Regions from separate parts of the Homo sapiens genome. Here region 2 is linked to region 1. A link is a contact called in ENCODE Hi-C or POLR2A ChIA-PET data. All regions are on one chromosome and are shown on one strand. Each heading gives the region's core, a stretch centred on a gene start or an enhancer-like site at or near the end of the contact. The rest is flanking DNA. Distances are from core to core; before and after follow the strand shown. Region 1 holds the start of GATC (glutamyl-tRNA amidotransferase subunit C). Region 2 holds the start of CFAP251 (cilia and flagella associated protein 251).

What was found. A loop is a pair of places that touch in the nucleus more often than their neighbours do. ChIA-PET counts read pairs that join two places held with the same protein, here RNA polymerase II (POLR2A).
Region 2: a map of breast epithelium shows a loop between it and region 1 (24-fold over the local background). The contact joins the promoter of CFAP251 here to the promoter of GATC in region 1. A Hi-C loop is called at or near these places in 1 of 168 maps with a recorded cell type or tissue (breast epithelium). POLR2A ChIA-PET finds 5 or more read pairs at or near these places in 2 of 52 experiments (GM10248 and Panc1).

What each region holds. Positions count from the first base shown.
Region 1 is chr12:120,441,419-120,448,226 of GRCh38, forward strand. GATC (glutamyl-tRNA amidotransferase subunit C) reads left to right here and starts at 5,026. Exons shown (of 4, transcript NM_176818.3): 1 at 5,026-5,143; 2 at 5,239-5,411. The coding sequence starts at 5,063. It overlaps TRIAP1 (TP53 regulated inhibitor of apoptosis 1), which reads right to left and starts at 4,966. Exons shown (of 2, transcript NM_016399.3): 1 at 4,808-4,966; 2 at 2,546-3,537. The coding sequence starts at 4,954. The coding sequence ends at 3,454. RefSeq lists enhancers at 4,148-4,995, 4,307-5,506, 4,721-5,270, 4,868-5,162, 4,996-5,841.
Region 2 is chr12:121,914,337-121,920,541 of GRCh38, forward strand. It overlaps CFAP251 (cilia and flagella associated protein 251), which reads left to right and starts at 4,256. Exons shown (of 22, transcript NM_144668.6): 1 at 4,256-4,359. It overlaps PSMD9 (proteasome 26S subunit, non-ATPase 9), which reads left to right. Exons shown (of 6, transcript NM_002813.7): 5 at 1,520-1,608; 6 at 1,948-3,961. The coding sequence ends at 1,975. RefSeq lists a silencer at 4,385-4,534.

The DNA.
Region 1 (6,808 bases), core at 3,776-6,275:
ACTGCAGAATCTTCCCTGTAGTCATAATTTTCTTGAACATGTCAAGTTCTTTTTTTTCTTTTTTTTTGAGACGGAGTCTCTCTCTGTTGCCCAGGCTAGAGTGCAGTGGCACGATCTCCACTCACTGCAAGCTCTGCCTCCCAGGTTCAAGCCATTCTCCTGCCTCAGCCTCCCGAGTAGCTGGGACTATAGGCACCCGCCACCACACCCAGCTAATTTTTTGTATTTTCAGTAGACACAGGGTTTCACCATGTTAGCCAGGATGGTCTCGATCTCCTGACCTCGTGATCCACCCGCCTCAGCCTCCCAAAGTGCTGGGATTACAGGCGTGAGCCACCGTGCCTGGCCTCGAATGTGTCAAGTTCTTACTTTGAGGTAATCTCCTTCAGGGCTGGTAGGGTCAGAAATCTTAAGAGAAACAAAGGGAGCGTGACACATTTCTGCTTATTGGCTTTTCTGTGGAATTAAAACTATCCTGCTTTAATGGATAGTAAATGGTAGTAGTAGTAGTTACAAAACCACTCTGAGAGGGCAATTATTATTATTATTATTATTATTATTTTTTTTTTTTTTTTTTTTTTTTTGAGATGGAGTCTCGCTCTGTCGCCCAGGCTGGAGTGCAGTGGCGGGACCTCGGCTCACTGCAAGCTCCACCTCCCGGGTTCACGCCATTCTCCTGCCTCAGCCTCCCAAGTAGCTGGGACTACAGGCGCCCGCCACTACGCCCGGCTACTTTTTTGTATTTTTAGTAGAGACAAGGTTTCACATGTTGGCCAGGCTGGTCTTGAACTCCTAACCTCAGGTGATCTGCCCACCTCAGCCTCCCAAAGTGCTAGGATTACAGGTCTGAGCCACTGTGCCTGGCCAGAGCTGGTTTATTTTATTTTATTTTATTTTTTGAGACAGAGTTTCGCTTTTGTTGCCCAGGCTGGAGTGCAATGGCATGATCTTGGCTCACCACAACCTCCACCTCCCAGGTTCAAGCAATTCTCCTGCCTCACCCTCCTGAGTAGCTGTGATTACAGGCATGTGCCACCACACCTGGCTAATTTTTTGTATTTTAAGTAGAGATGGGGTTTCTCCATGTTGGTCAGGCTAGTCTCAAACTCCCAACCTCAGGTGATCTGCCCACCTCAGTCTCCCAAAGTGCTGGGATTACTGGCGTGAGCCACCGCGCCCAGCCAGCTGGTTTATTCTTAAGGCTCAAAGGAACACTTTCGTGGTAAGGTTCAAGAGGCAACAAGGTATTTCATATTATATTACATTAAACTGGTAACGCAAAAGTAAGGCATATACAGTACGGAATAGAGAATCTCATTGTCTTTGCCATTTTGTAATAATTAACGGAATAGAGAATCTCATTGTCTTTGCCATTTTGTAATATTACAGCCTGCACTTCTGAGTCCCTATAGAGCTGTTTTGGTTGTGGCCAGTCTGAGTTTAGGACAGATGCATTATACTTCAGCTTGCTGCCTGGCCTCCCTTGGCTGGGTTCCAAACATCTTTTATAATCCTTGGATAATGGACCCTAGCCAGTCATAAAATATAAATGAAGAATGTTTTGAAATGACATTAAGGACAAGTCACATTAAATATGATGTAGCAATTGGTAAAGTGGAGAAAAGACAATAGAATTAGGGCCTTCTATAAATCAAGTTTCTTGGTTTATTTTTCAGACAGGGTCTTGCTGTGTCACCCAGCCTGGAGTGCAGTGGTACAATCACAGCTCACTGCAGTCTCCACCTCTCAGGCTCAGGTAATTCTCCCACCTCAGCCTTTAGAGTAGCTGGGACTACAGGCACACACCACCATACCCAGCTAATTTTTTTGTAGAGACAGGGTTTCGCTATGTTGCCCAGGCTGGTCTCAAATTCCTGAGCTCAAGTGATCCGCCCATCCCAGCTTCCCAAAGTGTTAAGACTACAGGCATGAGCCACCATACCCGGCCTGTAATTCAAGTTTCATACTACTTTGGGTATCTAATAAAACCAAATTACTCAATTAATTGTGGGGATTACGTGACATTCTGAGGTAAGTAAGTGCTCTCCTGATCCTTTTTTGGTACCGTAGTGTATTTGTATAGCCTATTGTGGAAATTTTAGAAATCAGTGAGGTTTTGGCTGGGTGCGGTGGCTCATGCCTGTAATCCCAGCACTTCGGGAGGTCAAGAGTTCAAGACCAGCCAACATGGTGAAACCCCATCTCTACTAAAAATACAAAAACTAGCTGGGCATGGTGATGCATGCCTGTAATCCCAGCTACTTGGGAGACTGAGGCAGGAGAATCATTGGAACCCAGGAGGTGGAGTTTGCAGTAAGACAAGATTGCGCCACTGCACTCCAGCCTGGGTGACAGAACCAGACTGTCTCAAAAAAAAAAAATGTGAGGTTTCTGATTGCCATACTGTACCACCTAGCTTAAGACAAGTCACTTTTTCTTCACCTTTAAGTTACAAAACACAAAACTCTCCCCACTGTATATATGAGGTTTGTAGGGTAACAGGGTAATAGTTCCATAAAATGCACTGAGTTCCAGAGGCAAATAATGATAGAAACTAAATGTTACAATTTATTCCATCTTCAGGATTACAGACATTACAGGGCAGGATGAGTAAACAAGGCAAATGAAGCGAGCACCTTCAGCTTCCCCCCTACCCCGACATTTAACCAGATGCAGCATTTTGACATTTTTAGGATATGCAGGTTGACAATTCACTGACTTGGGTTGAGAGCTGGCAATAGCAGATCTTTGCAATTTAGGTTCTTCCTCCACAGCTATTCCAAGTATCTTAATTCCTGAACTGCACACTGAGAGCTCTGAAATGGTGTTCACTGCAACATTCTTGCAGCTTTCACATCTTAATCTGACACCTCTTGTGAAGGCAGGGAACTGTGTTAAAAGCTGTCTTCCTCTTTGCTAATCCAGGCCACCATCAATCTTAACCATTAGTTACTATATAAAAATAAAAGTGTGCTCAAAAGCACTCACTGAAACTGTTGTGCCCAGATCCCTTTTCAGAGCATTAGTTCCCTGAGAGGAAAAAAAGAGGTCCTAACCAATTGCTTTCATAAATAGTGACCCCAGTACAGTGTATATGTCTTTTGCAGCAGAAATCAAGAGGTCAGGCAGCTCTGCTCATCCTGACTAGTTTATCATCGTTTGCATACAAGGTATATTTATGTAAAGCTGATTCCACGCCAAGTATTGCAACCATAATCTCAAAAAAATTGTTCAATTTTAGCACACAGTTCCTGCAAGATACCACAGCAGGTGAGAAATCATCTCAAAGAGTTCATCTTTTACAACTGAGAGGAAAACATCGAAGGAGGAAATAAAACTCCTCTCTCCTAAGTTCCTCATCAAATCTGATGGCTATGTTCACAGAGTTAGTTGACAAAAATCCAGAGTCCTCAATTTCTGGACTTGCGAAATCCTTCAAGGTGACTGTCAAGGTCAAGAAGAATTTTCAGGCTTTTCTTTGCCATGGCCCATGAACTCCAGTCCTTCAATAGGAATCTCTTTCTCCTTTATTGCTTTCTGGTAGGAGGAGAAAACACATTATAAAGACCTACATGAAGCTTAAGTTGCAAGCTTTGTAAATAAAATATGACAGTACAAAAGTAAAATCAAGCTGATTATAAAGACTTATAACCATGATTCAAACCACATACTTTTTAAAAAACAAGTACCGGTCAGGTGTGGTGGCTCACGCCTATAATCGCAGCATTTTGGGAGACCAAGGCAGGTGGATCACTTGAGGCCAGAAGTTAGAGACCAACCTGGCCAACATGGCGAGACCCTGTTTATACTAAAAATACAAAAATTAGCTGGGCATGGTGGCGCATGCCTGTAAGCCCAGCTACTCGGGTGGCTGAGGCATGAGAATAGCTTGAACCTGGGAGGCGGAGGTTGCAGTGAGCTGAGATTGTGCCATTGCACTCCAGGCTGGGAGACAGAGTGAGACTCTGCCTCAAAAATAAATAAAAACCAGAAGTACCATAATGAATAAATCAAGTGTAAGACCTGAGGGAGACTGGAAAAGGAGTTGTGAGGGAACCGTTAAAATTAAGTGAAATTTGAAAAATAATCATCACTTTGTGTTAGTGAAAGACTTAGGTTCAAATCTGGGTTCCAGGACTTACTGGCTATGTGACTAACTGTAAATGGGATGAAGACAGCAACTACCTCGGGGAATTGCTGTGAGGATGTGTTGGGTTAACTTATTGGAAGTGCTTTGCCCGGTGCTGTTCTTAACAATTCAAAGCAGTTCCACATCCATTGGGCCAGAATAAACATTTCCTGGCTGCAGTTGCGGGGACTGGTCAAGAGAGAGAAACAGGCTAACGAAGGGTTTATAACAACAAAAAAATGTGACCCTCCAGTCTGAATTCTGAAGTATAATCCCGCCCAGACCCCAGCAGTAATAGTGGAAAAGTGCACCACCTGCGAAAGAACCAAGGAAACCTGATGCTAGTGAACTCGGATTAATCACTTCCTATTTCTGGGTGTTAGTTTTTTATGTATAAAATATGAGTAACTATGCCCACCTTGCGAGTTTAGGGTGAACACCAAATGAACCAAAGGATGTGACTGTGCTTCTTGAAAAGCACTGCCCCAATATTTGTCATTCGGAGAGACACCCAAGTGGCCTCGGTGGTGATGGTAGGGGAGCGAGCTCCTGCCACTGGCCTCACTGCGACTTTTCTCCACCCTTCCAGTCCAGTCCCAATCCCCGTAAAATACGATGAGTGTGGTGGGACACAGCGCCGAGAATGCAGGGCCTGGGAACAGAGGCGGGAGGGCTCACCTGAACACACTGCTGGTAGCGCTTGAAGAGGTCGGTGCACGGGTCCCCGGAGCTGTCCCCCTTGAGAAATTTCTCGGCGAACCAGCGATTGAAGCACTGGTCGTACTCGCGCTTCATGTCCGTGCATGCCTCCCCCACACTGTTCATGGCGACAGTGGTGGCGGCGGCGACGACGGCGCACTCTGATGTCATCACTCTCAGGCGCGTCGCTCGGCGTTACGCGCGGGCGCACTGCGGGGGCCAAGGAAGGAAGAAATGTGGTCGCGGTTGGTGTGGCTGGGCCTTCGGGCCCCTCTGGGCGGGCGCCAGGGCTTCACCTCCAAGGCGGATCCTCAGGTAAAGGCCAGGGCCATCTAGGCGGGTGGCGGAGCAAGCCGGGAGGCACTTCGGAGCGCCGGTGACCCACACTCCCCGCCTCATCCCTCCTCCAGGGCAGTGGCCGGATCACGGCTGCGGTGATCGAGCACCTGGAGCGTCTAGCGCTTGTGGACTTCGGCAGCCGCGAGGCAGTGGCGCGACTGGAGAAAGCTATCGCCTTCGCCGACCGGCTACGCGCCGTGGACACAGACGGGGTGGAGCCCATGGAATCGGTCCTGGAGGACAGGTAAACTCGCGGCTGCAGCCCCGAAGCCTTGACCGTGGCCCGTTCGCAGCCGTTTAATGTGACGATTAGCGAACAGTTTTCCAGGGGGTTAAAGAGTGTTAGCAAGATTCAGGAACTTGCCCACAGTCACCTCGCGAGTCAGTGGCTTCACTCTTCCCCTTGTTCATTACTGATGCTCTCGCTAGTGTAAGTGGAAACAAAACCCGAACTGCTAATCACTGCCTTTGTTTTTTTTTTTGTTTGTTTGTTTTGTTTTTTTTTTTTTGAGACGGAGTCTCGCTGTGTTGCCTAGGCTGGAGTGCAGTGGCTCGATCTCGGCTCACTGCAACCTCCGCCTCCCGTGTTCAAGCAATTCTCTGCCTCAGCCTCCCGAGTAGCTGGGATTACAGGCGACTGCCACCAGGCCCGGCTTATTTTTTTTGTATTTTTAGTAGAGACGTGGTTTCACCATCTTGGCCAGGTTGGTCTTGAACTCCTGACCGTGATCCACCCGCCTCGGCCTCCCAAAGTGCTGGGATTACAGGTGTGAGCCACCGCGCCTGGCCTAATCATCGCCTTTAAGGCCCTACTCCATAGAGTCCCTACCTACTCACTCCAACGTACTCTTCTCAGTACTCTCCTTGGCTACCTTGACTGCTTCTCCAGCAAGACAAGTTCTTTTCCTCTCTAGATCTCTGCACTGGCCCTTCGTTTTTTTCCTTCCTCTCAGTATTTGCATGGCTGCCTCCCTCTTGGCACAGGTCTCAGCTTATCTTCTCAGAAAGGGCTCTCCTAACCACTCCAAATCCCTTCTCCCCTTCTAGTTAGTAACTCATCCTATTGGGTTTTTTCCCTAACATTTTAATGGACTTTTGTTCATTTGTTATATCTCTTTTATTAAAATGTGAGCTCATTATGTAGTTACTGTTTTATTCCTGCCTTGAATTTTTATTTTATTTGTTTTTGAGATGGAGTCTCACTCTATCACCCAGGTTAGAGTGCAGTGGCATGATCTCAGCTCATTGTAATGTCCACCTCCCAGACTCAAGAGAGCCTCCCATCTCAGCCTCCCAAGTACAGGACCACAGGCGCGTGCCACTTGGCCTGGCTAATTTTTTGTATTTTTGATAGAGACGGGATTTTGCCATGTTCCCCAGGCTTGTCTGGACTCCTGAGCAAAGGTGATCCACCCATCTCAGCCTCCTAAAGTACTGGGATTACAGGCATGAGCCACAGCACCTGGCCGTGTTTGATTCTTTCAAATGTCTTCTCTACTTTGCAATTTTCTTTTTCCTTTGGGACGGGGTCTCACTATGTTGCCCAGGCTGGTCGCAAACTTCTAGACTCAAGAGATCCTCCTGCCTCAGCCTCCCAAATAGCTGGGACTATAGGTGTGCACCACCACACCTGGCTAATAC
Region 2 (6,205 bases), core at 3,006-5,505, 1.5 Mb after region 1:
ATCAGGAGTTCAAGACCAGCCTGGCCAACATGGCGAAACCCCATCTCTATTAAAAATACAAAAATTATCTGGGCATGGTGGCACGTGCCTGTAATCCCAGTTGCTCAGGAGGCTGAGGCAGGAGAATTGCTTGAACCGGGGAGGCGGAGGTTGCAGTGAGCCGAGATTGTGCCACTGTACTCCAGCCTGCGCGACAGAGAACCCATCTCAAAAAAAAGAAAGTAATACATACATGCCAGGTGTGGTGGCACATGCCCAAAATCCCAGCACTTTGGGATGCTGAGGTGGGCAGATCACTTGAGCCCAGGAGTTTGAGACCAGGCTGGCCAGTATGGTGAAACCCTGTCTCTACTAAATATACAGAAACATTAGCTGAGCATGGTGCTGCATGCCTGTAGTCCCAGCTACTCAGGAGGCTGAGGCACGAGAATTGCTTGAACCTAGGAGGCTGAGGTTGCGGTGAGCTGAGATTGCACCACTACACTCCAGCCTGGGCAACAGAGCAAGACTCTGTCTCAGAAAAATAAAGCAATACATACGCATGGTTAAAAAATTAATGATATGGAAATATATAAAAGTAAACATCTTCTTTTTCCAAAGGACTAGTCCTCTCTGGAAGTAACCACTCTTAACAAGTTTTTCCATGTTCTTCCAGAAAACTTCGCACACTAGAGCAACACAGGTGTCCTTTTAGAAAATATTATCGGCCGGGCACGGTGGCTCACACCTGTAATCCCAGCACTTTGGGAGGCTGAGGTGGGTGGATCACCTGAGATCAGGAGTTCTGAGACCAGCCTGGCCAACATGGCGAAACCCTGTCTCTACTAAAAATACTAAAATTAGGCGGGTGTGGTGGCGGGCACCTGTAGTCCCAGCTACTCAGGAGGCTGGGGCATGAGAATTGCTAGAACCTGGGAAGCAGAGGTTGCAGTGAGCCAAGATTGTGCCACTGCACTCCAGCCTGGGTGACAGAGTGAGACTGTGTCTCAAAAAAAAAAAAAAAGAAAGAAAATATTATCAAATAGGTTCATACTTTGGTGGGGTTTTGGTTTGTTTTGACTAAAACCCTTCATTCTCTGTACTGTATTTGAACAATACCTATTGATGGACATTTCTGGTGTTTTCAGTTTTTGAATTTCTACACAGTCCTGGAATGAACATTTCATTTGTATGTCTCGCTAATTTTTATACTTTTTGTAGAGTGCTGGGATTACAGGCATTTGTATGTCTTGTAATTTGTATGTCATCTTGCAATTGTGTACTATGTACCTTGGATGTACCTTTTAAAGATCGTTGGTGGTGGGACACGTGTTTTTTGAGGAAGATGGTACTGAGGTCAGCACCCTGGCTGCCCTGAGAGTGCAGTGCCACGTTCCCCACCCTCTCGCCAACCACAGGATTATGCTGCAAATGTAAATCTTTACCAATTTGATAGGCAAAAAATGGGATCTCAGCATTTTAGCCTGCATCTCTGAGTACTAACGAGGCTGAACACGAAATGAGCTTATTTTCTTTTCAGAAGCCCCTGAATGTGACAGTGATCCGCAGGGGGGAAAAACACCAGCTTAGACTTGTTCCAACACGCTGGGCAGGAAAAGGACTGCTGGGGTAAAGTATCTGTTTCTGTTCATTCTCACTGGGGCATCATTTGAGTGTTTGTTAAACATGAAGCTGGAGGGGAAGGCTGGGGAGACATTGGGGAATAATGGGAATCCCCAGTTTGCATGGAAACTGCAGATAAATCCTCGTGGTAGGAACGAGACTACAGCTCTAGAAGCAGAGGGAGCCCCAGAGTCTCTCCTGGGAGTCTCTCCAGTTCATTCATGCACTAGGCATTTGCTTTAAAAGAATGAAAGAACATTGGTGAAAAGGTCAGAAGGGCTCAGCCTCTGACCTTCCTGAAGGGAGCCTCCAAACTTACGCCATTCCTTTTCTTCTTTCTTCCAGCTGCAACATTATTCCTCTGCAAAGATGATTGTCCCTGGGGAACAGTAACAGGAAAGCATCTTCCCTTGCCCTGGACTTGGGTCTAGGGATTTCCAACTTGTCTTCTCTCCCTGAAGCATAAGGATCTGGAAGAGGCTTGTAACCTGAACTTCTGTGTGGTGGCAGTACTGTGGCCCACCAGTGTAATCTCCCTGGATTAAGGCATTCTTAAAAACTTAGGCTTGGCCTCTTTCACAAATTAGGCCACGGCCCTAAATAGGAATTCCCTGGATTGTGGGCAAGTGGGCGGAAGTTATTCTGGCAGGTACTGGTGTGATTATTATTATTATTTTTAATAAAGAGTTTTACAGTGCTGATATGACCCTGTTGTCACCCCAGCTGAATTTCTTATGACCCTCCCAAACCAAAGCTCAGATGGGGTCAGAAGAGCTTCATAGAAAGTTGGGCAAAACAGGCTAGCAATTGCAAAGTCAGGCTTTGACCAACATATTTCTTTGCACTGAGGCCTTGCTGCTGTGGATACGGAAATGGTTAAGTACTGTGCTTCCTCAGCAGCTGGGCTGTCAGGGCCATAGTAGCTCCCTTTGGAGAACAGGGAAAGCCTGGAGGCTTCCCAGGTGGCCCAGCGTGGTGTCCTGTCAGCTTCCTCTTTAGGAACCCACCAGAGGGCAGCAAGCTCCTTTCACTTCGCTAGTAAGAACCCCTCCGTTTTTGTGTGTTTTTGTTTTTGTTTTCTGGAGACAAGGTCTTGCTTTGTCACCCAGGCTGGAGTGCAGTGTCGTGATCAAGGTTCACTGAAGCCTTGACGCTGTGGGCACTGCCTCAGCCGCCCAAGTATCTGGGACCACAGGCGTGCACCACCATGCATAGCTAATTTATTTTTTGTAGAGACAGGGTCTCCCTGTGTTGACCAGGTTGGTCTCGAACTCCTGGGCTCAAGCAGTCCTCCTGCCTTGGCCTCCTAAAGTGCTGGGATCACAGGCGTGAGCCACTGCGCCCAGCCCACTGCTAGTTTGACTTTTTATAATTGAACCTCCTGGCTATGCCCTGAGATCAGCGCTATTTTGTAAACCGCTGAGGTATGGATAGGAACGAGTAGATCAGACCTCTTGAAAATGCTTATTCTTCCTCCCTTTTATTTTTTGTCTCTTTTAAGATGGTAAAATGGTTCTCAGGGATTCCTGCCAATACTTTGAATTATTTTTTCCTCTCCATGGTATCAGTGTTCATTTCCCCAGTTCTTGCACACCGCTTTCTGTTTTGGCAGTTCTGCCAGGCAAGCCCTGTGTTCCTTGGGACTGGTTTTGCTGTGGTTGGATACAGATACCAGCTTGCCTTGATGGGATTGGTATTGCTGTGTGCTTCCAGCCACAGGTTCTCACACTCAATTCCAAAGCCTTCCTATTGGGCGAATTCCCTCAAACTCTATTTGACCTGACAGCCATACGTATTCCCCTCTGGTAGCCACAGACATGCTGTGTTTACCAATGTTTGCTGTTTAAATTGCATGTTCTAATTCCACGTATTTTCCAGTCTCTTTTATAAAGTCTCAGACTATAATAAACACAGCTTGCCCAGTTTATCCTTTCTTTTTTATTTTAAGATGTATGCATATTAATCAATTTACCATCACTGGGGCATGGCAGTGTGGGCGGGGAGAATTATTCACATTCTCCTAAAATGACAGCAGCAGAGAGCCTTCTGCCTCAGTGGCTCTGGCTGGTTTCCTGCAGGGGTCCCAGTGGAAACCCGTGTGGCCACCTGTTGCCGTCTTCCATGAGATGTTAGTGGAGAGCCACTTTGACGTGGAATGATCCTAATAGATATAGCCAGACCGGTTTTGCGGAAACGCTTTGTGCTGAGAACCGCAAGCTGGTGCACCCTGTGTCATATCTGCCCCCAGCCAGCTGGAATTGTCTGCAACACGCGGTGCCCGGTGAGGAGGCAGGCAGGACGGTTGTGTGCTGCATCCATGAGACCTGGAAATTCAGTTTGCTTTTGGAAAAGAGCATTGTATCCGAGTTCATACTTCTCCACCCCATCTTGCCAAGGTTGCGGAAAGTAAAAATTGGCAGTATTGGCCGCTGCAGCTTCTTAGGGGACGGGACCATGTGAAAAGGTGGGATCGTGCGAGCGGAGGAAGGACAGAAAAGCGAGGAAAGTCTATGCCGCCAGCGACCGGCAGGAGGCACGTCGGGCACGCTCGTCACCGTTTCCTGGCACGTGACCACCGCCCTGCCCTGTCGCTTTAGGGCCTGTCGCTTCCGGCGGTGGCGGTTGCCATGGGGACGGAGCTTGGGTGGCAACCAGAACTAGGGAGCTGGTGGAGAAGGTGGCGGCCGCTGGAAGGAGGCCCGGGAGGTGGCTGAGGGGTCCAGGCGGCGGGACGACTCTGGCCTTTTGAAGACCGGGGTGGGTGCTCTCTGTAAGTCCGGGGCGGAGGCCACGCGGCCCTGGCGAGGGGGCCCCCGACCTGGCGGGGTCTGGTGCCCCTTGGGGGGCGCTCACCCGACCTGGCCCTTGTGGGGCCTGGGGCGGCCCCAGGGAGACCTGAGTTGGAGGCAGAGGCCGCACCTGGGCTTTAATCCCCTCGCAGAGCCACGCACCTGGCACCCCTGCCCCAAACCCCTGCGGCTCGAACCCGGCTGTCCAGACGCGCCGGCGAAGTTGGGCTCAGTCAAAAGAGGCTCGGTGGTGAGAGCCCTAGACTTGATTCAGAGCAGTGATTTTTCAGCTGGAGAAACTAAGTGCCAGAGAAATCTCGTTCTTACTAGCGGTGTCATCTTGAATAAGTCACTTCACCTCTCAGAGCCTCAAACTCATTTATCCATTCATTATTTATTTATTATTATTATTATTATTTTTTTTTTACCAGAGATGAATTTGAGGAGCTGATACATTTAGTGCTGAGAAAGAAATTAAGAAATAGAAATACCTTTTCTACTCTGTACTCTCTGGGACTTTATTTTCAAAGTGTTGAGTTCTCTTATTCTAATGTCACTGAAAATGTAGGGATTTTTTTTGTTCGGGGTCCAACTCTTTAGGGATAAAGTATCCATCCTTATTGTTTTCCTAGTTCAAACTCTTGTTTGTTGTAAGGAATAAATGGAGAATATGCCAGAAGGCTTTCAAACTGTTCATTTCTTTGCACATTAGGGTTGCTTTTCTCTCAAATAATAACAACTGCTACCATTTTTTCAAGCTGTATGTGCCAGAATTGTGATGAGCATTTTATATATGTTATCACTTCTCTACAACAACCCTAGAATTTAGGATTATTCTTTTCATTTTGCCCATGAGAAAATGCAGACTCTGAGGGGTAAAGTGACTTGCCCAAGGTCACAGAGCAAGTACGTGGTGGAAATGGGATTCAATGCTAGGACAAGCTGACAGCAAGGCCCTTGCTTTTAACCACTAGGCTACCCTGCTTCTTCTCGTATTCCTGTTTCTAGAATTGTTGCTAATATGTGGGTTATGCATTTTGCTGCCTGTGGGAATATAAATATATTTTAAATGAGTAAAAAGGCTACAAGGTGTTTATTCCCAGAAAGTTGACAGGCCCTGGATCAGTATTTTTAAGATCTGGGCCACAAATACATATACTTTAAGATTTCCCAGCTGCGCGTGATGGCTCACGCCTGTAATCCCAGCACTTTGGGAAGCCAAGGCGGGCGGATCACTTGAGGTCAGGAGTTTAAGACCAGACTGGCCAAAATGGTGAAACCCTGCCTCCATTGAAAAAATACAAAAATTAGCTGGGTGTGGTGGCAGACGCCTGTAATCCCAGCTGCTCGGGAGGCTGAGGCAGGAGAATAGCTTGAACCCTGGAGGCAGTAATTGCAGTGAGCCAAGATCGTGCCACTGCACTCCAGCCTGGGCAACAAGAACAAAACTCTGTCTCAAGAGAAAAAAAAAAAAAAGGTTTCCCACAAATGTGACTTTTTTTTTTTTTTTTTTTTTTTGAGAGAGGGTCTCGCTCTGTTGCCCAGGCTGGACTGCAGTGGCATGATCTTGGCTCGCTGCAACCTCCGCCTCCCAGATTCAAGCTATTCTCCTGCCTCGGCCTTCTGAGTAGCTCAGATTACAGGCACCACCACCACACCAGGCTTTTTGTATTTTTTTTTTTTTTTTGAGACGGAGTCTCGCTGTGTTGCCCAGGCTGGAGTGCAGTGGCACGATCTCGGCTCACTGCAAGCTCCGCCTCCCGGGTTCACACCATTCTCCTGCCTCAGCCTCCCGAGTAGCTGGGACTACAGGC